Linked DNA regions of Homo sapiens: regions 2 and 3 are each linked to region 1. A link is a loop called in an ENCODE intact Hi-C map of the cell type or tissue named here. Cell type or tissue: ascending aorta. All regions are shown on one strand.

What was found. A loop is a pair of places that touch in the nucleus more often than their neighbours do. Peaks named below come from ENCODE experiments on the same cell type or tissue, not always from the same donor. Only the 100,000 strongest peaks of a DNase experiment are listed, where the experiment ranks them.
Region 2: it touches region 1 in a loop (3-fold over the local background); 3 of 110 quality-filtered maps call a loop at or near these places.
Region 3: a loop joins it to region 1, with 8 times the contacts of the local background. A loop is called at or near these places in 2 of 110 quality-filtered maps.

Annotation. Positions count from the first base shown.
Region 1 is chr18:45,517,794-45,525,793 of GRCh38, forward strand. It overlaps a transcript of SLC14A2 not described here. Among named protein-coding and RNA genes, the nearest start is that of SLC14A2-AS1, 18 kb to the left of the region's middle. In ascending aorta, no CTCF peak of the experiment used is centred here; DNase peaks (open chromatin) are centred at 3,528, 4,158 and 4,708; H3K4me3 peaks cover 465 bases; H3K27ac peaks cover 7,176 bases.
Region 2 is chr18:45,615,634-45,623,633 of GRCh38, forward strand. The region is part of intron 1 of SLC14A2 (solute carrier family 14 member 2); the gene reads left to right. The region is part of intron 8 of LOC105372093 (a long non-coding RNA gene); the gene reads right to left. Among named protein-coding and RNA genes, the nearest start is that of SLC14A2, 4.2 kb to the left of the region's middle. In ascending aorta, CTCF peaks have their summits at 4,123 and 5,516 (motif pointing right); DNase peaks (open chromatin) are centred at 1,868, 3,948, 4,408 and 5,578; H3K27ac peaks cover 3,763 bases.
Region 3 is chr18:45,634,030-45,642,029 of GRCh38, forward strand. SLC14A2 (solute carrier family 14 member 2) reads left to right here. Exons shown (of 20, transcript NM_007163.4): 6 at 2,961-3,153; 7 at 5,717-5,864; 8 at 7,180-7,314. It overlaps LOC105372093 (a long non-coding RNA gene), which reads right to left. Exons shown (of 10, transcript XR_935423.3): 8 at 2,794-3,128. Among named protein-coding and RNA genes, the nearest start is that of SLC14A2, 23 kb to the left of the region's middle. In ascending aorta, no CTCF peak of the experiment used is centred here; DNase peaks (open chromatin) are centred at 4,042, 4,787, 5,117 and 5,562; H3K27ac peaks cover 6,769 bases.

The sequences.
Region 1 (8,000 bases):
TTAATCTCTCTTTCCCTGGGAGAAAATATTAGCTTAAGTTCATAGGGGTACAAAAAATAGAAGTTCACTGGTTATAGAGAACAATTAGAAAACAAACAGCTTGCTCAAGGGGGCAAGGGATATAAGAATAAGGTGCTTATTGTAACTGCTGTAGAAGATTGTTGAACTGGAATTTACAAATCAATGCCATATCTTAACTTTGACATCTTAAATTAGATATCTTAACTCCATAATAATAATAATAACTAATAATTAACACAACATCTAGATTCAGTCTGTTTCCTACTTCATTTTATGGAATGGAATAGGATATATATTTCCCAATTGCAATCCTATTCTGTAAAAGAACTGTTACCTAACAAAGCCTACATCACACAGTTCCGGGTTGCTCCAAGGCCTCTGAAACATCTTTGAGATTGTCCATCTCATTTCACAGCTGATGCAAACAGAGTCCCTGTTCCCCAAGTGAGACACACTTCACCTTTCATACCATTAAATACTATGATTTTTGAATGACTAATGATCCTCTTTAAAAATTACACATCCATTGTTTACATGTACCCAGTGTCAAACTCCATCTAACTCCCCTATGATAGCATTTGTCTTCATTCATTCATTCATTCATTCATTCATTCAGCCTATTTACCAACTGTCAAGTACAGCATAGACACTGGTGGAAAGCAAAGGTCCCAAACCAAGTTCACAGTCCAGAGGTGAAATAGACATTAGTAAGTAAAACAGCCCTGTAACTGTTGGAGCTGAGTCATGTCAGAGAGAACCCAGAGGAAGAGACTTGTTAACTTGCCTGGGGTCGCTGGAAAAGCTTTACAGAGGAGTGGCTCAAACTGCTGGTGTCTGGACTTGGCCACTGATAGTCAGGGATAAAGACCAGAGTTGGCCCTTCCTCTGTGTTTTCAGAAAAAGACGGATAATCTAGGTGACTAAAATTGAATTTTTTTTCTAATTCTTTTCTTAGAAAAAAAGAGCAGGAGGACCTCAGGTTTTCTGATACCTCTTCAACAGAGGGCCACCTTAGCTCCTTCTCCCTGGAGAGCAAAGGCCAGGGCAAGCAAGCTGTTTTGCACAGGTGTCAGGGAAAACGAGATGTGTCCACTGTGATTCTGGTTAAGCTGAGAGCCCCAGCTGGCAAGGGGCCAGCCTGGTGGCATGCAAGTAATATAATACACAATCTAAATGCAAGCATTTGTGGCCTGTTTGGGGAATCAATTAACAATAAGCATATACATCCATTTACAAAATAGCAGTGTGCTAGAGTATACCCACACTGTAATTGGAAACTAAAATAATACCAGGAGGAATAATCATTTTAAAAAATCCTCCAAAAAGCCAAGAGTAATACTAAGAAAATAAAATAAAAAATGTCGTCCATCTGCAGAGTTATATCCTTAGGGAAGCACTGCAGAGCGCACTAACAAGCAACTGAATCCATGTATAAATGAACAGAAACCCATGAAGGCAACAGAAGGCAAGGTGGGGTGTGGAAGGAAAAAAATATCCCTGGTAGATTAGCTACCCCTGAATCAAGCAGAGTTCCATTTGATTGCTTCTTGTAGGAGATGGAATGCTCCAAGGCCAGGCATGACCCTCAGGGGAAATTATTCTTTATCTGCCCATTCACAGAGTCTCCAGTGTTGGTTTTGAACTTGGATCCTCCTTTCCCACTTCAGCACCCCCATGCCCATGCGTGAGCATGAGCACACACACATACACCTCACTCACTCACCCCTGGGGGAATCCCAGACACATAATTTACTGTTAGCTGCTAGCTGAGGAAGATTCCCTGCCAGAGAACTAATTGGAAAAAGGGGGCAGAGTAAGCACGAAGAAGGAGGAGAGAGCTCATATAAACCCCAACTTGTGCACTTGGCAATCAAAAAGGGGCTAAGCCAAAGATCTCCTGTCTGATAATTTTAAGAAATTAAGCTAAAGGCTCAGAGAAATTCCACCCGTGCTGTTACTCCGGGATCTGCTCATCCCCTGGAGCCTGTGGTTTAGCAGCCCTTTGTGAGATCGCTCTGGGTTCTACACTAAGGGGAGGTCTCTGAAGGAAACCAGAATCAGATGGGACTCCTACACTAGGAATTAACAGGCTGGTGCCACCAACTACCTGGCAGTGGTATCAGGCTACTCTGGGTGTTAGCAGGCCCTTGCATACATGGATGGGAGCTAGCAGCTACTGCCACTTTCACACACCAGAAATCACAGCTGTGGTGTGCTTAGATCTCTTTGGGCCAATGGGCATGTCTTGTACGTACCATTTGGTTGAAGTACGTAGAGGGTGGAAACCATATTTGGTATGTCTTTAGAAAGTTAAAAAGATGCTTTAGCCATATTCTTGGAATGAGTCATTCAACCATGTTGGACTCAGTACCTAGCACTATTCCCTGCTTCAGTGCAGAGAATCAAGATGTGGTTTTTGCAGAAGCAGAGCCCATCATCAAATAGATATTGAGTCCCTAACAGGTATAAAGCCTCAACTAAAATCTCAAAAATTCCTTTCAGGAATATGAGTGTGCTACATGTGACTGTTGGCAGATCACCTGATGGAGACTTAGGATAATGGGTGGTGCAGGCTGCGAGTCCATGGGCATGCCTTAAACACACCCTTACCTTATGTCCCCCTGTCCCTGACCCAGTGCCCGCAACTGGGCTTTTACATGGTACTAAGCACTAAATAAATACCTTTTGAATGATGGACTAAATGCATTTAAAGTTGCATTTATTTCTGTTCTTTTTGATTAAAATGTATGGAATAAACTTTGCATGTCAAATGAGCTAGATCTTTATAGAGAAGTGTTTTTCTGGGCGTTTCCATCCTAAGGAGGTATGGCCCATGAGACAAGAAGCAACATGGTGTCCTGGAAAGAGCATGAAATTTCAGCATCAGAAAATGTGGGTTCTCACACATCTAGCTGTGTGACCTAGGGCAGTTACCTCAACCTCTGGGAACATCTATTTCTTCCTCTCTAGACCAGAGAGAACAATCTATCTAATTTGTGGGTTACCATGAGAAGATAAGGGAAAGGCTTACTAAGTGGCAAAGCCCAGGGCATATACAAGCTGTTAGGATCATGATTATTATTATGACCGAAAGTCTGCACAGGTGACAGGGCCTTGGTGATTGGGTGCTTCCCCAGCAGTGGGAATGGGTGGGCCTTCCTCCTCCCACCAGGTCCTCTGAGATACTCTAGAATCTTAACAGCTGGCCCAGGCAAGAGTAGTGTCTATGACCATCCAACAGGCCCACCTATGGCCTGGAAACATGACCTGCACCTCCCATCACCTCAGTTCTACATCAAGTGACCTGTCAACAGTCATATTTTTTAAGGGAATTTCTGAGAGCTTAGTTGAGGCTTTAACCTGATAGGGACTCAATGCCAGTTTGATGATGGGCTTTGCTTCTACATCATCTTGATTATCCTTACTGATGGAGAGTTGTGCTAGGCACTGAGTCCGACAGGGTTAAATGACTCATTCCAAGCTTACAGCCAAAGCATACTTGCAGTTTCTGGCATTGTGCTAAGGACTACTGGGAATGCAGAATACATAACTCAGAAAGAGTGCACAGGGTTAGGGATAGAGACTCACACAAGACAGACACTCAGTAACTGGATAGTACCATAAGCAGGATACAGCTCAGGGACCAGAGAGAGTAACACAAGAAAGGTACAAAAAAGACTTGGAAAATTGAGAGAAGCCAGAAAGAAGAGAGAGGACATTTAGATATGAGGTATAACTTTGGAAAAGACCTTCAGAAAGTAACCCTGTTTCCTTTTTCATTTTTTTTCTTTTTTAAATAAAATTACCTTTCGAGGAAACAGATTTACATATGAGATTATGTCTGGCTCAAGTGACCTTTAAAATCCATTGTATTCCATAAACCAGCAAGTCGCAAGATTTAATGTGCATCAGAATCACTTGGTGAGTGTGTCAAAAATGCAGGTTCCCACAGAATCAGAATCTCTGGAGCTGGCCCTCATAAATGCATTTGTTCTAAACAGCCAAGTGATTCTGGGACTCAAGCTGAGGGAGGCAGGAAGGGGTGTGGCTGATTGTGAGTGGGCATATTCATCCAGAAAGTAAGAGGTATTTTCCCAGAGGCCTATGGGGTAACTGGCCTTAGACATCGTTACTCTTTGAGCTATGTTTCATTTGAGGGCAGCTTGCCATGGAGGAAAGCGTGCTGGACTGGGAGTCAGCAGACTCATGTTCTAATCCTGCCTGGACTATTTGCCCCTTGGGCAATCTAAGGCAGTCTAAGGCAGTTATGTGCCTTTCTGACCTTCAGTTTGCACATCATATCAGTGGAGATCACCATCCTTCACGTGGGGTTACTGTGGATTTCAAATGGGAGCATGCATGTTAAAGCACCTTAAGAAATAGAAAGTGCTGTAGGAAAGTTGGCAGCGTCAAGTTCTGGGTATGATGTGTTGTGAAAAGGAGGCATTTTTTTATGTTTAGCCTTGCTATCCAAAACAGCTAAGCCCTAGAAGCATAAACACTATAAGCCCATGAGAAAATGTCCAGCTTGCAGTAATAAACTCGAGAAGGTAACCCCGGAAGGTGCACCCTTGACATTGCAGACCTGGGAGAGTTTGAGCCCTGCCATCCCCAGAGCGGCAGCTTCCCGGCACCATCCCTCAGTCCCTGCCTCTCATTCTGCTGGAGATGGCCCCGAGCTCAGGGCGGGAGCAATCCTACATAACTCACTACCCAGAATGGAAATGCCACATAGCACATTTAATTCTGCACTGACAGTTCTCGGGAAACAGGCCTAGTTCTCCATCGACCTCTAAAATAGATGATGGTTTTGGTAATAGCACTTTCTTCAGGAAATTCCATTCATGTTCATTCATTTATTTTAGACCACAAATATTCATGAATTTTGTACAGTGTGCTTGTTATTGTGGTTGTTGTTTGTTGCGTGAAGATTTCTGTTTGCTTGCTTGCTCACTTTACTCAGGCTCTCATTGGATTCCCCAATTCTTATTAACATGTGGATCATTAGAAAATCATATCACCAAACCAGCTATACCCTGTTGCCTTGGGCAATAGAAGTCAGAGGCCATTTTGCTGAGGACACCTGGTTTAAGCATCTGGGTTGCCAGGGGTTCCCATTTCTGCTAAGTTCCAACGCAGAGCATGCCATGGCTTGGCACGCATGCAACCAAAAAACTGATCTCTCCAAGTCATGGGTGAGAGGGCAGAGTGTCTTACCATGACCCCATAAGTGGTCTACGGCAAGCTGTAGTCTGCACTGGTCACTGGTGGGGTGTGGGGTGGGGGTTCTCCACTTTCTCAGCTGGTGAGAATTGTAGTTTACACTCAATTTGAGAAAAGGATTAAATAAACAAAGGAGGGAAATGCCAAGAAAGTTCCTCCAGCTCCAGCCCCAGCCCCTATGCTGAGTCTGGATAACCCAGCCAGACACCTTGAGATGTGGATAAGTATCACAAAGACAGGTCGCCCAGGGCAGGAGCAATCTATACTCCCATCACCAGGTTTTTTTTTTGTTTCTTTGTTTGTTTGTTTTGAGATGGAATCTCACTCTGTCACCCAGGCTGGAGTGCAGTGGCGCAATCTCGGCTCACTGCAACCTCCGGCTCCCTAGCTCAAGCGATTCTCCTGCCTCAGCCTCCTGAGTAGCTGGGATTCCAGGCACATACAACCACACCCAGCTTTTTTTTTTTTTTTTTTTTTAAGTAAACACGGGGTTTACACCATGTTGGCCAAGATGGTCTTGATCTCCTGACCTCGTGATCAGCCTGCCTTGGCCTCCCAAGGTGCTGGGATTACAGGTGTGAGCCACCACACCCAGCCACTAGTTATCATTCTTTAACCCCACGAAATCTCCCCTGTCTTTGGAGACCCAGTGCAAATGATACATCCTGCCTGTAACCCTCCCCACCTGAGACCTGCCTTTGCTCTGACACAGCAACTGCCTGGATCTCCACTGAGGGCTTCCTTTAAGGGCACTATTTCACTTTTCCCAGGTCGTCCAGATCTCTGGCCACATTTGTTGAGAACTTACCCTACACTAGGCTGTTTGTGTGCCTTTTACTGTTTAACCCTCACATCTGTCCTTTGAAGAAGATTTTGTCATCATTTTCAGATAAGAGAATGAGAGATGCAGAAAAATTAAGAAAGTTGCCCCAAAGACACATAATTTGTAAAGTACGGAGTTGAATTGAACCTCAGGACTGGACACAAAACTGGAGCTCACCTGAATACTCTGGGCTGCCTCTAATACCTGTCTTTCCTGGCTATTGTAAGGATTGGCAGTAACAAGTATAAAGCACCTGGATGGAGCCTGGTCCTTAGTGGGTGCTCAATAAGTGATCCTTATTACTACTATTACTTATTCTTTACTATTCTCAGCCTTAGACTGTGAGACTTGACTGTTTACAGACCTGTTTTCCTCTTGAACCTTGCATGGAGAGTGTATTTTATTCACTTAGTGCCCTCAACACCTCAACAAGTGTCTGGCTACCCAATGTTTTGTACTGATGAGGTCCTCAATAAATGCTTGTTCAATCCCATTGCACTGCATTCAACTCAGCTGGGACTTGAAGACCCAGTAGGGTGTGAATAGAATGCAAGAAAGAAAAGACAAAGGCAGTGAGAGGGATGTGCCCTTGATGGGGTGTGGGACCAGCCCAGCTGGACCTGAGGTGAGAGGAAGGGTTGGACACTGGCCTCAAGGAAGCCCAGAGCAGCCTGATCACCTATGGTAGGCAAGGTACCCTGAACATAGTTCCCTATCCAGCCCTATATATCCACATCAGAAGGCCAACAGATGACACATACACATGAAACTTTGGCATTTCATTCTTCTTAGTTCAGGGCTCATTTAGAGAAATGGGTAAGTGACAATCTTCATGGAAAGAACACAGGACCGTATACGAAAACACACAGGTGTAGACCTAACTGCTAAGCCCTTAAATGCCTCACCTGCCTTATCTGGCCTCAGCTGCTCCATATGAAAAATAAGATAGAGGCACCATGGCCCCACCAGCCCCTGCCCTTTTTCCTGCCCCATTTTCTCCTCACCCTAGCATTTGGAGTTGAAGGAAAGTTTTCTCCCAACTTTGGTGAGATTTCTGGTAGGACTAATTCAGGAGACTTAAAGCATCTCCTTATTATCAAGATGAAATGTTGAAGTCAAATTTGAAACTACAGGGATAATATAGAAAGCTTATGGGCAGCTTTTAATATCCACCTCCCTATTTAAATCTAGAACAATCTTATGCCTTCCAGATAAAAAGGATACCTCTTGGGGGTAATTCCCAAGATGTTTTTGAAATCTTTGCATATAGACACACACACACACACACACACACAAAACTCTCCTCCCTTCAGCTCCTTGTCCATCCTATAAAAATTTTCTCTCTGACCTACCTGGGGTATTTTCTTTAATGTGGCTGCTATTGGTAATGAATCAAATGCAGTATCTTGCAGTTAATCATAAAACTAAGCAAATGAAACAAGACTTCATGGGCCCATCCTTGGACTTCTGTCTCCCTGACTCCTCTTTTGGGAAAGGTTGAGTGGATTAGGCTTGAAGTGAATGACTGTAGTGCTGCTGGTGCATCCACCATGCATGTCTTGAAGAATGTCTCCTACCACTTCCAAGATCCCTAGAGATATGCAGCTTAGATATGCCTTGGCTCCATTTCCCTTTATTACTGGTTATTAACTCCTTTGACTTGTTCTGAACATGTGCCAAAGCCCTTGGCCCAGACACAGAAATGGCTTTTATTAAACACTAGTGATAAAAATATGCTTATATCACCCATGATGATTTCAAAATGCTCACAAACTTAACTATTTTCAATGCATTCCAATTAGCATTTGGTAGATCTGCCCAGGAGTTATCATCATCACATTTTAGATGATGCTTCCTAAGAGCAGGAGTGTATTTTCTGTTTGTGTCCATATGAACTGGGACCCATGAACATACAATGGGTCACAATGCAATA
Region 2 (8,000 bases), 98 kb after region 1:
CAGGTAGTTCTTTATAGCAGTATGAGAATGGACTATTGCAGTGGGGGAGCCAGGATTTGAATCCAGGTATTCTGTCTCCACTGTGCCACCACTGTCTAATAACACTAAAATTAACTACCTAGAGCCACCTCGGGGCAGCTTGTGTATATAAGTATGTGTGCATGTGTGTATGTGTAGGGGTGTATGTGTGTGTGTGTGTGTGTGAGAGAGAGAGAGAGAGAGAGAGGGAGAGAGAGAGACTACTACATTGTGAAATAGTCCACCACACAAGCCAGAGCAGAGGTCACCATGCTCCTAAGAGGCCAGGAAGGCACCATGGCCATGTTAGGGGTGGGTGTGTGAGCAGGATGTGTGTGAGTAAAGGAGATCAATATTCGTGCATGTGGAACTGAATTGGAGGTAGCTGTGGGACCTCAGGAGGCCACCTGCCCAGAACAGTGGCACACACTGCAGAGAAGCTGAAAATTGTCTTGGGCACAAGTGGAGCACCCCTGGGTAGAACCGAGGGAGATTGAGAACAGTTGCTATCTTCAGAGCTTTTTAACTTCTCCCCCTAAGTAGCCTCAACTGATGGGAGAATTGACACATTACCCCTACGTAATAGGTGGGCACAGCCTGAAGCAGCCACCTGCAGACTCTACATTTCTTCCCTTTATATTTTATTTTAATAATATAAAGAGTTGCATTTGACTATTTTATAAACCATGTTTGCTTAAATATACAACTATTATTCTATATTAGTTCATATCAAGCTCAATCAGCATTCCAGAAAACTGTGCTTCTCAGTGCCCTGGGCATTGACTACTCTGGCTCAGAGTTTCATGCCCAGTTTCAGGAGCGAAGCACTCAGACATGGAGCACCTCAGAAGGTTTTTGAGCAGTGGCACGACCAAGTCATGTTTTAAGATAATTTACCCATCACCAGTGGCAAGGTGGAGAAAAACTGGGGAGACTGAAGTGAGGGAAATCAGCTAGAAGGTGACCTGCGTTGGGGAGGGCCTGGCTTAAAGGGAGATAATGGGCTGATCCAGACTGAGGGCTCTGAAGGAGAACTCGATGGCTGAATAATTGCAACTGATGGAATGCAAGAGGCAATAAATAAATTGCCATTTATTCATGGGATGAGAGGGCTCAATATGTGGAACATTGAAGGGTCACCCCACTTTAGAAGTGTCACATAAGGACCGGGTGCAGTGGCTCACACCTGTAATCCTAGCACTTTGAAAGACCAAGGTGGGCGGATTGCCTGAGCTCAGGAGTCTGAGACCAGTCTGGGCAACATGATGAAACCCCGTCTCTACTAAAATACAAAAAATTGGCTGGGCATGGTGGTGTGCGCCGGTAGTCCCAGCTACTAAGGAGGCTGAGGCAGGAGAATTGCTTGAACCCGGGAGGTGGAGGTTGCAGGGAGCCGAGATTGCGCCACTGCACTCTAGCCTGGGCAACAGTGGAGACTCCATCTAAAACAAAGAAAAAAGTGTCACATAAGAAGGGTGTGACGATCTCCTATGAGATTCTTCCAAACACAAGCTAAGGAGGAGCATCAAAAGAGGTCAAGTGGTCTGCTCTCTCCCCCACCTCATCTCACAGCCACTGCAGGCTCCTCAGAGCTTTTCTGCTGGAGGCCAGAATTCCCCTGCCAGGCTCTGGTTAGATTCTCAGCTGCAGAACCCCAGCCCTGGCCCTGCAGCAGAAACCAGAAAGATAAAGCCCCTGGCCCACTGGCCACCAGCCATCTCTAACCCCAGCCAGTCCTCAGAGGACCCAGAGGAGGTGGTGCTGCCTCTGACTCCTGCCCCACCCAGCCTGACCCGCTGGCCCCAGTGAGTCAGTCTCCTCTCAGCCCAGATCAGACTTACTAACTTGGAGCTGCCAAGAAAACTCTGAGCCACCCCTAATAAAAGCCGGCACTCAGCCAGGCTCTTATACAACCCAGCCCTGAGTAAGGCACCTCTCAGCCCAGCTACTGGACTGTTTACCTGCCTTGTCTTCTTAGTGCCCAGGTGTCTCCTGGATTCCTCCCCTCCCTGATCTCCCTGATGTGTGATCCACCAGTCCAGGGGCCTCATCTGTCCCCATTCTGGCAGCCTGACCAAACATCCACCTAGCCCCACACACCTGATTTTTCACCTTCAGAGTCTACCAACTCAGGGATGAGTGAAGCCAGTGCTCCCAGGGACCCAGCCTGACTCACTCAGCAAGGTCCTTTCAGAATGATGCTGTCACTGAGATCCTGGTGGCAAGATGGCAGAGAGTCTGGGGTTGTGTTTGGTGAGCCAGAGTGAAGGACAATCAAGCAGACTGCCCTAGAAAAATGAAGGCTTAGGATCAACCTCTGAAGTGCTCTTAGGTGGGAAAAGGAGTCCCTGTATCCTGTGCAGGTATAATGGACAGAACTGGAAACAGCAAAGAGAAAAAGTCCCAGGGACTTGATGTCAGCTCCACAGATACAAGGGTTTCTAGTAAGCAGGGCTGTTCTCAACAAGACCAACCTGCCTCATGGGAAAGGGACCCCAGCCAGGAGAAGCTAGGTATCCAGAGGTGTTAAAGAATGGATTCCTTCATCATTTCAGAGAGGACATCCCTCTTGGTTCTAAGGTTGTAGAAATTTATGGAAACTCTCCTTGCATCAATTGCAAGGTCTTAGGCAAAATATATCAATCCAACTAATATTCTGGAGAACCTGCTAATCACTTTTACTTCTCCAGAGCTGCTGTGGTCTCAATAACTGAGTTGGTTAGAAGATGAAGTAAGGCCAGGCACAATGGCTCACGTCTGTAATCCCAGCACTTTGGGAGGCCCAGGCCAGTGGATTACCTGAGGTTAGGAGTTCAGGACCAGCCTGGCCAACATGGTGAAACCCCGTATCTACAAAAAATACAAAAATTAGCCAGGCGTGGTGGCAGGCGCCTGTAATCCCAGCTACTCGGGAGGCTGAGACAGGAGAATTGCTTGAACCTGGGAGGAGGAGGTTGTAGTGAGCCGAGATTGCACCATTGCACTCCAAGCTGGGTGACAAGAGCGAAACTCTGTCTCAAAAAAAAAAAAAAAAAAAAAAAAAAAAAGAAGTAGTAAATGGGGCCATTTGAGATTCATCCCCAGATGACCAGGGGACTGGTATACTTAAGCCCAAGAGACTAGGGATAGGGAGAGAGCTTTGACTCTGCACTAATTCACACCAACAACTCAAGAAATCCCTTTGAACATGGGCCCCTTACATCCCAGGGCAGCAGGAGCATACGAAATAGGCACAGCCCCTCTTCACTGGGCATGGGCGTGTTTCTGCAATTCTACTGGAGATGGATGATCTTTAGGAGAAAATAATCAGGAAAAGAATTTCAAAATTAGTACAATAGAGCAGGAGCCACAGTTTTTCTAACCATTGGAAGAATTTGGGTCCAAACCTAGACACTAAGGACTCCTGACAGTCTGGTTCTCACACCCTAGTTTTGTCTTTGATTGCCTGCTGACATCTCTCCCATGCTGTAGCAGAGTCCATGCTGGGACTTGCTTGCCCAAACCATGTATTTTCTCAGGCATTTCTCTGGAGTGTGCTCCTCTTTCTCACCTGCTTAGCCAAGTCCTGACATGGAAGCTGAGCCCAGTCTCCCCAGGGCTGGGAGGGCAGGGCAGCCGCTCTGTGCTCTCTGCACCGCCCTCTTGCCCTCTGCCCTTGTGCCTCCTGCTCAGGACACAGTGCCTGCTCACTGCTTCTCCTGGGCACTCGAATGTGAGCCCTTTGCAGGCAAGGACTGGGCCTTCCAGCAATGATCCCTCCAGGGTAGCCCACAGGCGAACGGTAGATATTCAACAAGGAGGGTTCTTACAAAGAGGATGGAGGAGCTGGTCTGTTTTGGGAGCCCCTTGCCAGACATTTGAGGCCTGGTTTTTGGAGAGACGTGGGACTGATCCAAACAGCCTCTCTGTCCATATTTCTGAAGGAGAAGAGGAGGTGTGGGCAGCCAAGGAGAGTCTGAGTGCGCCAAGCAGATCATTATGTGTTCTTGGAAGCAGGTTTAATGGACTGGCGCTGAGCTGAGCTGGGAACGGGCTGAGGCCCTCAGCCCGGACGTGGCTCGGGCAGGGATTTCACATCCAGTTCTAACAAGTGGCGACGCCTTATGGAAACTTTTGAAAGCTGTTCCGTTTCACACCAGCCAGCTTGTACTTCATCTGGCTGCTCCCACCCTCTCTCCCTTCAATTTGGGAGCACGAGAAGAGGGAAAAGTAAGATCACTAAGCGCCTACTATGTGCCAGGAACCAAGTCAGCAATTTCACTGTCCTGAGAAGCCTACGTTGCCCTTCGGAGACATGGAGGCCCACGCGGCCCCGAGTGGCAGAGCAGGGAGGCAGGAGCAGCCCCACCTCACAGCCTGTGCTCCTTCCGGATGCGGAGACTTGCTCTCCACAGGGCCATTGGTGCTGCATGTCTCGCCCCCTACCCCAAAGCCAAAATTCCCCGTTGTAACAGAGTAAACATTCCCGTGGCAAAGGAACGCTGTATTCCCTAGAGGAGGTGCAAGGCCCTGTTCCTGCAGAGGATACATAGGATTGAGAAACACAACAGCGGGCTGAGGCCCTGGACCCAGGCGCTCAAGGGCCAGCCACTCGGCTGTGCATGGCCCAGCCAGGCAGTCAGAGTAATGGAGAGCGCAGTGGGGAACTGGGTCTAACCTTGACTCTGCAGCAAACTGCTCATTTTCTGGGTCCTGCAAATGTCACAATGAGGTGAGCTTGCTCTGGAAAATGCTGAGAGCAACATACACATGAGAAACAATTCCTATTTTGCTTTTCAAGGACATGATTTATCTGTAAATGGAAATATTGTCTGCATACAGAAGGGACTCAAAGGTGGAGTACCTTTTTGGAGAGTACCCTAGAAAGAACTTCCCTTGTGCAATAATAATAATAAAGGGATTTTTAGGTGTAAGGCTTTCTGTTGGGTGGTATAAATGCAGAAATTAACAAGGTAATGGCCCCTGTTCTTACAGGGATTATAAAGTAGACACATTTTTTTTTCATCAAAAGAAATATAAAAATCTTTAAATTCTTACGGTTAGGAAATAATTTCTGAGTATACCCATTCTCAACTCCTACCTGTATACTTCAGCCCCACCACTTAAAAGAACACTATATTTCCTTGATTATATGATGTATATTATTTTCATATTTTAACATTTCTAAAATCAGGATGCATCTTGAAATTATGAATGGAAGCATTTTCTTCTTTCTTTATGATACATAAAATAGTGATCAATCTTACAGCTGATAACATCTTAGATTCCATGAAATATGTTTAGGAAAAACCTTTATCATTACCACTTTTCAGCTAGACTTTTAATAGATTTCATAGCCACTGAATTTAACACAAGGCCTTTCCGGAACATATCTAGTTCATCCAGTTGTATAGTGTCATGCAGATTGTGTGTCTAGATATCTGATTGCCCCTGCTTACTTTTCATATGGTTGGCTTGGAGGGAAATTTTTACCAAGGGCCAGGGATGCTGTATCACCTCTTGGCCACCAGAGGGAGAGAGCGCATTGGAGAGGAACAGGTTCTGGGGCTTGTCGGATTTCACTGTCTCCTAAACCTTTCCAGCATGCCCCCTCTATGGCAGTGTGCCCACCCCTTACTGAAACCCTACCTACAGGGTCAGAATACAAGGAAAGGCCTCCATTCCGGAGTTATGGCAGCATCAGGGTTAGTTAGATCTGAATGACATTTGCAGACCTACACAAAAATTCACAGTGGTCTAATGAGCTCCTCCTGGGAATGAGAACGGTGCTAGACATGACAGGGGGTTCTGCCTGCAGAAAATGCATGGCTGGTGGGTGGCCCCACGCTGTTCTGAAACCACTGGAGATCCCTGAGATCCACAGAGATTTGTAAAGTTATGCAGAGAAGTGTTCCCTATCTATCAGTCACCTGTAACCTTGCTCACAGTCGCTTCCTCCCCCCCACCTCTTCCTTCCATATTTATTTATTGAACCCTTACTACATGCCACACACTGTGCTAGGAGCTGGGGTCAAAGCAATAGACAGAACAGAGGAGGCCACCGTCCTCATGAAACCTAAGTTCTGGTGGGAAGATAGAAACCATACAAATAAATATACAAATCTGCTATAAGGAAAAATACCTGGTCCCATGAGAGTATGTGACAGGAGAACATGGTGGGTGGATCTGCGAGGGTTTATTTAGCAAGTGATCATTGAGACAAAGCCTGGCAGAAGTGTAGGGGTTGACCAGGAAGAGTGAGGGAAAGGTCTTCATGCCAATGAACCAGCACTTGCAGAGGCCCTGAGGTGGAAAGTGTTCAACACCTTACAAGTACTAAAAGGAGGCCAGCATGGGGCCTGGAGTCATGGAGCCAGAAAGCAAGGGACTCACTAAAGCACAGTGGCAGCTCAGAGCCTTGCACACCCTGTCAAAGAGGTAGTTTTCCATCTGAAAGCATTGATGGGCTTTAAGCAGGGATCCAACATGAGATTAATATGGCAACTCTTCCCTGCGGGGCATGGCTTTGAGGAGAAACCTGGGAAAAAGTAGGGATATCCAAATGAAAGTCATTGAAGATGTGGTAAGAGGTGATGGTGGCTAACTGGTGACCATGAACGTGAAGGCATATTTTTTAGAGACAGAATTGTTAAATTTAGAGAGTAAGAAGAAGGGAGCATTAAGTGTGACTCCTGAGTTTTCTGAAGGAATGGCTTGGAAGGGGAAGATGACTTTTCCTAGGTGGTCACCTGTGAGGGAGGATAGGATTTGGGAAGGCAACATGATGAGTTGTTTTGGCAAATTAAGGCACTTGGAACGTCTATATGTGAGTGTAAAGTAGACAACTAAATCTGTTAATCCACTGCTCAAAACTGGGCTGGAAATGTGAGTTTTGAGGGTCATCGGCAGGGAGATGGAATACGAAGCCATGCTGAGGGCTGACGTCACCTGGGTAGGAGCACCAGGGCTGAGAAGAGGGCCCGGAACAGGGGTCTGCAAAATGCTCCTGTTACACGAAGAAGAGCCGCCAAAAGAGAGTGTGAAGGAGCAACCAGAGAGGGGAGCAGATATAACGGCCAAAGAGTGTGTCAAAGAGGGTGATCAACTCTCAGAACACCACTGAGCAGCCTGGTGGGATGGGGACTGAAAGTGGACTTGCCATGGAGGCCTTAGAGACCACAGCAAAGGCAGCCATAGCAGAAAGCAGACTGAGCTGGACTAAAGAGAGAAAAGGGAAGCACCTAGTGTTCACCTGAGGACAGCAATCCAACTTACAGTGAAAGCAATCTACTCGGTTATTACCCTTGTTCTCTAGCCATGTTCAGTTGTTTGGTGAAAGCATGGAAAAGTTAGGCATTTGGGTTTATCCCGGCTGGAATTTCACCATACAAGCATGAGGGAGGGAGACAGGTGCAAGAGAGTTGGAGGAAGTAACATAAGGGGCCATGAAGTTAAGTTGGTCAAGGAGGGAAGGGAAGACAGGTGGTTGTGGGAGCTGAAGGGCTGTCAGAGGGGTCACCTGAGCAGGTGAGCCAAATGTGCAAGAGGAAGTGGCCAGAGGAGAGATCTGACTTTTGAGATTTCCAGTGTGTGTGATATTAAGCCCATGCTGGGACTGTGGAAATCAGTTGCTGAAAAGGGGAGATGAAAAGGTTCACTGGAGATGAGAAGGACAAGGATCTGAGAAGCCAGAGAACAGGATGATGAGTTATCTGCCTGGACATCGAAGCTGCTTAAAGTTACTGGAGGGGGATGAAGATGATTAGTAGGAGCACTTCAAGTCTTCTCTGAATGACAGAGTGACCAGAGAGTCAGTAACGCAGCAGTGGGCAGTTGGAGAGGATGGTATGGCCATTTGAGATAAGCCTCAAAGAAGAAGGGTTTCTGCCCAAGCAAGGTGAGTGGTGCTCAGAAGAAATTGTGGAGAGTAAGAATTCCTCTCATTAGGAGGAGGAGAGGTAATAGCCTAGCGAAATGGAACTAATGCAAAATTAGATAGGGGA
Region 3 (8,000 bases), 120 kb after region 1:
TCAACCACATTGCACTGGCTGGCAATTAGACTTCAGTGCCCCCCATCCCACTTCCCAATTTAAAGGACAAAAAAACACTGAGCACCCCACCCTGGGCTCTGTGCTACTACTCCAGTGCATTCATCAATCCATTTATGGGGACCCTGAAATTCAAGTCATAGGGTAGGTATTTGTAGTGCCATTTTCCAGATTCATTCAATAAACAAATATCTGTTGAGTGCCTGAACTATTTGTTGAGTGAAAGGTTGACCCTAGATGCTGGGAATATTTGTAAACAAGGAAAAGTCTCTATTCCCTTGGAACTGACATTCTTCTTGGCTAAGACAGAAATAAACTCATAAACTAGTTAATAAAAGGGATCATTTCAAGATGTGATAAGTGCTTTGAGGAAAGCAAGAGAGGCTAAATGGGACAGCAAATGATTCCAGACATGTGTGCTCAGGGAAGACAACTTTGCAGAGGGGACATTTGAGCTGTCGCCTAAATGATAAGAAGGCATCTGTCATCTGAAGATGTGGGTGAAGGATGTTGCAGGCAGAAGCAGCCCCCAACTGGGGAAGTGTGATGTATTCTAAGAAGAGAGACAAGACTGGTGTGGCAGAAGCCCAGTGAAGGATGGAGGAGTGGCAGGAGGGGAGGGCAGGTACTCGATGAGAGTCAGACCAGGTACACCCTGTAGACCCAGTAAGCCTTTGGATTTCTATATCAGCTGTGATAGAAAGCAGTTAGAGAGTTTTAGGCAGAGATGTGATGGGATATGGTTTAAATCTAAACAAATCACTCTGTTTGCAGGATGGAGACGGATTTTAACTGGAGTAAGAGTGGATGCTGGAAGCATCTGCTACAATAATCCACAATTGTCTGCTACAAAACCCCACAGAGATGACAGTGTTTAGATTAGAGTGATATCCATGAACATGGTAAGAAGTGAGTGGGTCTGGGGTATATTTTAAAGAAGATAGAGGCAATATAACTTGTTGGGAGGTTGTGGAAAACCAAGGAGAGGAAAAAAAAAAAGAAAATTGAATACACTCCTTTAATTTGCCTAAGTACCTAGGTTGATACAAAAGACCAAGAGAAGAACTGGTCGGTGGCAGGAGACAGGATACAAATCAAGAATTCTGTTTGGACACATTATACTATAGACTTCCAAGTAGAGATGTTGTAAAGGCAATTGGATGTACAAATCTGAAACAGTGATATGATCAAGATTTGGGAGGTGGAAACACACAGAAGCTTTCATCTATGGTACTAAAGGCTATCACCCAACAGAGAAGATTTTTTAGAAGAGAGAGAAAATATTCAAGACAGAGTCCCATAGGCTCTTCCAACATTTAGAAGTCTGGCAAGAGAGGGGAAAAACCATCAAAAGAGACTAAGAAGGAACAGGCAAAAAGAAAACTAAGAAAATCCAGTGTCATGGTAGCCCAGACAAAGTATTTCAAGATGGTGGGCAGGTCCAACTGTCAAAGCAATAGGGAATGACCATGGACTTAGCAAGATAGATGCCATTGGTGAAATGGACAAGAGCCATTTCCATGGTGTAATGAGGGCACACACCTGACTGAAGTGGGTTTGGGAAAGACTAGGAAGAGAAAGATTGGGGATAGCACAGAAAGCCAACCATTTCGAGGGCTACTGCCCGAAGGGGAGCAGAGAAACGGAGCCACAGCTGGAGTGGCCATCAGGTTAAAGGGGGAAGATGTTTAAAGGTAGAAGATACTAGAGCATGTTATATCCTGATGAGAATGATCCAAAGAAAAAGAAGAGATTGAAGCTGCAGGAGAGAAATGAGAAAATTACAGGAATGAAGTCCCTGAGGCAGATTAGATCCAAAGAACAGGGAAAAGAACTGGCCTGATGAAGGAGCAGGGATGCTTCCATTATGTGAAAAAGACAGAGAGGCAGATTTTGTGGGAAGAAAGCAGACAGGGTGTGGATTTTATGGCTGGGAAAACAAGCCTTTCTCATCTTGTCACTTCTATTTTCTTAATGAAGTAAAGCCAGGTGGTTGGCGGAGGCTAAAGGGAAGCAGACAGTAAAGATTTGAGAAGAAAGGTGAAAATGTGAAATACTTGTCTCAGCAAGTCGGAGAGTTAACTGGTGAGGGATGTGTAGGAGGGTTTTCAGGAAGTCTTAAACGCCTTTTTGAAATTCATGGTCATTCATTAAAAGCAGACAATTTAAACACATCATGCAACTTCAGGTTTTGCCCAGCAGGTCACTGAGTGTGGATGATGTGGGGTATTTGGTGTCTAGGGTGGCTGGTGCCTTCCAGAGGAAACTGAAGCTAAGGGAGATTAATTACCTAACATTGTTCCTTCAGCCTGTATGCATAGGAGTGAGTCAGGATTTGCACTAAGCTTCATCTGTCTCCAACACCCATTCTCCTTCCAAGGAAAAGATGAAGAAGACAGAGGGTACAAACAACTGAAGGTTCTATTTTCCCCTGGCAGTTTCCAGAGTAGCTCTAAGTATTTTTGCTGAAACTAGACCTGCAAATTACCCATATGCCATTGCAGCCTCCTCCTAGAAGGTCAGTCTTCTAAAATGTTATCAGAGCCTTGAACAATAGTCATTGTACACCTTGGTGATTCAAAGGCAATACATTACATTTTGTTTAGTTTTCTTGGTTTAAAAAACAAGGAAATATTTCCACTATTTTATAAAGTGTTTTACTCAAAATAAGTTACGATATTTTTAAAATTTGTTTCTCAGAGGTGTAAGCTTATGAAGCAGATGACAATAAATTGGCAAAAAAAAAAGAAAAAGGTAAGAGCTGAAATTGAATACCTTATTCTATTCCCTATCCCAGATCATTGGAACACTGGAGTCTCAAGGGGGCCAGGAATGCTGTGCCTAGGAGAGGAGGCAGTGGATGATACAGTGGCCAGAGCTGCTGAGACAATGTAGACCTCAGGATGTCACAGGGATTAACCCTCTGTCTCTTGCATCTTCAGCCCAGTTCTTTCTAGTGCCTTGAATTCCATCTTCAGCAAGTGGGACCTCCCGGTCTTCACTCTGCCCTTCAACATTGCAGTCACCTTGTACCTTGCAGCCACAGGCCACTACAACCTCTTCTTCCCCACAACACTGGTAGAGCCTGTGTCTTCAGTGCCCAATATCACCTGGACAGAGATGGAAATGCCCCTGGTAAGTTACCCAGCGGTGATGAGTTGAGACCCCCATATTCCACTGCAGACCTTCTCGCCAACCAATTTGTGGACTATCCATGCTCTCAACTTCTCTAGAAACATCTATACCAGATGATGGGCCTCAGCAGGGTATCAGAAAGGGTTGCTGCCACATCCATAGATCCTTTCAACAGTACTTATTGAGCATGTAACATGGCCTGGACACTTTTTCAGATACTGATAATACAAGACAATGACATCCTGCTCTTAGGAAGCCTACATTCTATACGGGGAAACAGATAACATGCAAGTGAACAGATAAGCGTTGACAGTACAGAACTGTGGTGGTTGAGTGAAAGATATTAGATAAAATGTATAGTCAGATAAAGGGGCAAGATACTAAAATAAACATTTAAAATTGGGATTTTAAAGGCATTAGCATAGAAGACAGAGGGTTAATTTTTATATACTCTCTCTCTTAGTGGTTCTCAGGCAGGGATAATTTTGCCCCTTGGAGACATTAGGCAATGTCTGGAGACATTTTTATTGTCAAGACTAGAGAGGTCCCCAGCACGCTGCTCCCAGGCCACTTCCCTCTTTCTCTTTGAAACAACAGAGAAAGGCCTTCCTTTTCCTTTTTGTTTAATCAGCTTATTGTTGCTATATAAGAATTATGAGGAGTGTGAAGAAGGCCTGGTGCTTAGTAAATTTCCATGGCACACCTGACTGCCCTTCACACCAGGGTGTCAGCTGCGGCCTGGGAGCAGCGTGCTGGGAGGGAAGGCCGCCCTGGGGCACAGCTCACCAGGCTGAAATATAGATCCCAGCGGAGGAAGCTTCATTCTAAACCCAGGCTCCATTCCAAGGCCACTCATTCCCTCATTCCTCTCATTCTTGACCGCTTGGGCTTAAAATCTGCGTTCCCGGATGGAAAGGTGGACGTGAACTCCCCTCAGCATCCCGCATTCCTCAGATGTTGGCAATCATGGGATATTTATTAAATAGACTTCCAGCCTGTTCCCAACATTTAAGCTGAGTTCCCTGGTCTGGTACAAAGTGTTTTCTGGGTTTCTATAAATAAATATGATTGAGTACCCCTCCCTTGCCATTCCTTTCGCAAGATTATAAACTCTGGTCCAAACAGCATTTGGTTATTAAAAGACCATTCATTCAGAGACAAGAGTGAGCAAAGTTTAAGAGCCCTCTAGGCTCTTCAAATACTACTCCCTGAAGAAATCATACTTATTCCAGAATTAAATCAAATTGTCAAAAAGTACAAAATTTGGTCCAAAGGGAGAAACTAAATTATTCCCAACATCTACAGCAACGTCTACAGTAGATCATCTATAACTAATCTCCCATCGCACACTAGACTCACCTGAGGACCTGCCATGCCCCATATCAATTAAATCAGAATGTCTAGGGAAGAGCTGGGCATCAGTATTTGTTTAAAGATTCCCAGGGGATTCCACTGTACAGCAAAGTTTGGGAACCACTGACCTAATCAATTCCTATTTGTTAAGCACCTATGGTGTACCTGGGCATAAAGGGCCCTGTCCTCACAGAGGTCATGTGACCTGGCAATGGTGAAAAGAACTACAGAGTCTTAAAGCTGGAAGATCATCTGCCAAGCCAGCCTCTTGTTACAGACGAGGATGTGACATGCTCACAGTCACACAGTGAACTGTGCAGAGCCCTGATGGAAGCTAGAGCCCTCTACTCCCAGGCCAGTGCTCTGCCTGCCCTGCCATTCTCCCTCCTTTCTTTTTCTGCCCTCAAAGGACTCCAAAAATATCGACAATTCAGCCTGGCCACAGAAAAGCCATCTGTCAGCACTGCCAAACAAATTCTCCCCAATTCCAGCACCAAGTTACTCTCAGGCTCAGGGATGTCTGGGCTTCAGGCCATTCTCCAGATGTGCCACATACTACCTTTCTACAATGCTATGCGGTCTTCGAGAGCAGGGGGCATGCCTACTGCTCCTTTCCAAAGGCTCACAACCCCCCAGGGTAGCAGTGAATGGGCAGGGGCCGCCAAAGAGGACGTGTCAGCAGTGGCTTGACAAAGAGACAGCAAGGGTGACAAAGACCTCAGACCTGAGCTAGGGGTCAAGCTCAGAGCCTCTAGCCTGCACTTGACCAACAACAGGCTGGGTGACTTTTAGTCAAATCATACATCAAAATGGCCTACTGTATTTTCAATATTCCTAGAATATTTGTATGGATTTCAGAAGGTCTAGAGGAAATCCCCGAGAGCCCTGAAACTCCCAGCGGCATTCTAGGGAGGAGGTGCATTCTGGTCCCCTCAAAGCAGAAGCCGTATGTTCCTCAGAAGCATCCATGCCCAGCCCATGTTGGGGGCCCTGGCTTTGCATGAGGGATGCTCACATGCCTGCTGGGTGGTAGAGTGAGGAGCTGTTTGTTCCAGCTCATGCCTCCCATGTTCTCTCACATGCTGGAGGGTACAGTCATCCTCCCGTTCCACTCCATTACTCCCCCGAGGAATGGCTCAAATCTGGCCCTGAGTCTGGTTTTTGCATTATTGTCCATGCTCCAGTGACCTGTATTCTGTTAACTTTGCAGCTGTTACAAGCCATCCCTGTTGGGGTCGGCCAGGTGTATGGCTGTGACAATCCCTGGACAGGCGGCGTGTTCCTGGTGGCTCTGTTCATCTCCTCGCCACTCATCTGCTTGCATGCAGCCATTGGCTCAATCGTGGGGCTGCTAGCAGGTAGGACAGAGCTCCCTCTCTTCAGGTCCTCAGGATAATTCACTCAAGGTCACTTTTCCCCTACATACAGCAAATCTTCCAGACATTCTCTTCCCTGCAGTTTTAAATACTTTCAGGGAGACAGGCACGGTGACTTATGCCTGTAATCCCAGCACTTTGGGAGGCCGAGGCACATAGATGACCTGAACTCAGGGTGAAAACCCATCTCTACTAAAGAAAAAAAAGTACAAAAATTAGCTGGGTGTGGTGGTGGGCACCCATAATCCCAGCTACTTGGGGAGCTGAGGCAGGAGAATCACTTGAACCCAGGAGGTGGAGGTTGCAATGAGCCAAGATCGTACCACCTCACTCCAGCCTGGGAAATAGAGTGAGACTCCGTCTTAAAAAAAAAAAAAATACATGTGGAGAGATGCAAGGGGGTAAGAACCAAGTTGGCCTGCAAACTGAGCCCCTGGAGCTGAGGATGCTGGAGAGACACAGGGGTAGGGGCGGGAGCAGTAACCAAGACCAACTGTGATAAAATAAATGGCCCAGCACTCTGAAATTTTTGGTAAGATACAAAGAAAATTGTTCTCAAACATTGGATTGCCACTTAACAAATGTGCTTTAATATTGCTACCTGTGTATATGTATGTATACACATTTAAATAGGTATTTGCTCTTTCTGACAACAGAGTCAGAGATTGGGGTAGGAGCATTGGGAGTAGGAACCTGTTTTAGACTTCTTCTAATATTTTTCAAAGATTTTTTTGGAAGCAAAACTTTAAAAAGTATTTTTTATTTGGAAATAGTTTTAAACTCATCAAAAAATGGTAAAAATAAAAATATGAGGCATCTGTAAATTCTTTCCCCAGATGTACCCACTGTTCACATCTTACTCCTTCTGCTGTATCATTCCTCTATCTACATATATCCATAAGTGTATAGGGATATTTTTCCAGAGCACTTGAAACAACTTTTAAAAATATTTGTTTAACTCTTCAAACCTTTTTGGAAACTTTCTTGCTAAGACTGCAGTTGCTGTAGTCAAAGCAGTAAGAAGGGGCCTAGAATCCCACCTCCTTGCCTCTTCTCACCCAGGAGGACCTCCAAGTGAAGCCTGTGGCTTTGACAACTGGTTTGGAAACCACTGTTCTCTTTTCATTGAAGGTCTCCTAAGACCGGATGCCATTTGTAGAGGCTCTTTTGATGGGCAGGTTTGGAGATGTGGGGTGAACAACAGCATGGAGGCCACTCTGAGACCTGGCACCAGTCCCAGGGTGGTCTTTGTTCTGTGGCCCAGAATCAGACAGAAATACCACACCTTGTCCCATAGCCCTGTCAGTGGCCACACCCTTCGAGACCATCTACACAGGCCTCTGGAGCTACAACTGCGTCCTCTCCTGCATCGCCATCGGAGGCATGTTCTATGCCCTCACCTGGCAGACTCACCTGCTGGCCCTCATCTGTGGTAGGTGTTCAGAAAAGCTGACAACCAGGTTATTCTGGCTATTCCTTCCCCCCTTGTTTATGTGAAACCCATGGGGACCACTAATCAATACTGTTCAGCAGTGACAGAAAGGCCAATGGCTTGCGTCCTAATGCCAGTGCTGCCCTTAACAGCTGGGGATTTCAGGTCCCTTTTCTGTCAAATGGGATCACAACCACCGAATGGTATTATACTTACACAGTGTTGTAAAGTTTATAAGGAAATCACATATGCATTTCCTTGTGTGCTAATGACAGCATTCCTGCTCTCTATAACTCTTCATTCAACAACTGTTTATACAACACCATCAAGTGCCAGGACCTAGTCTAGGTATAGAAGATACCATGGTGACTACATCCTCATGAAGCCACAGCCTAGCAGGAGAGAAGTAATTGCACAAATAATTACTAAGGCTGCAGCGTCCACAAAGGTTGTTGGAATGATCCAGTGAGGTGATGTACCAGGAGCACTAAAAATCATAACCACATTATGGAAGCTCGATTTCCATAAACAGAGAATATGCTGCCAGAAGGGAAATCAGCCATAGTCCTTCTCATACACCTGTATCCCAGCACCATACCCTGTTATATAAATATACAAACTCACTTAATCCCCCCAAGAATACCACCAGGCATAGCCTGCCTGGCCCATTTTACAGATGAGGAAAT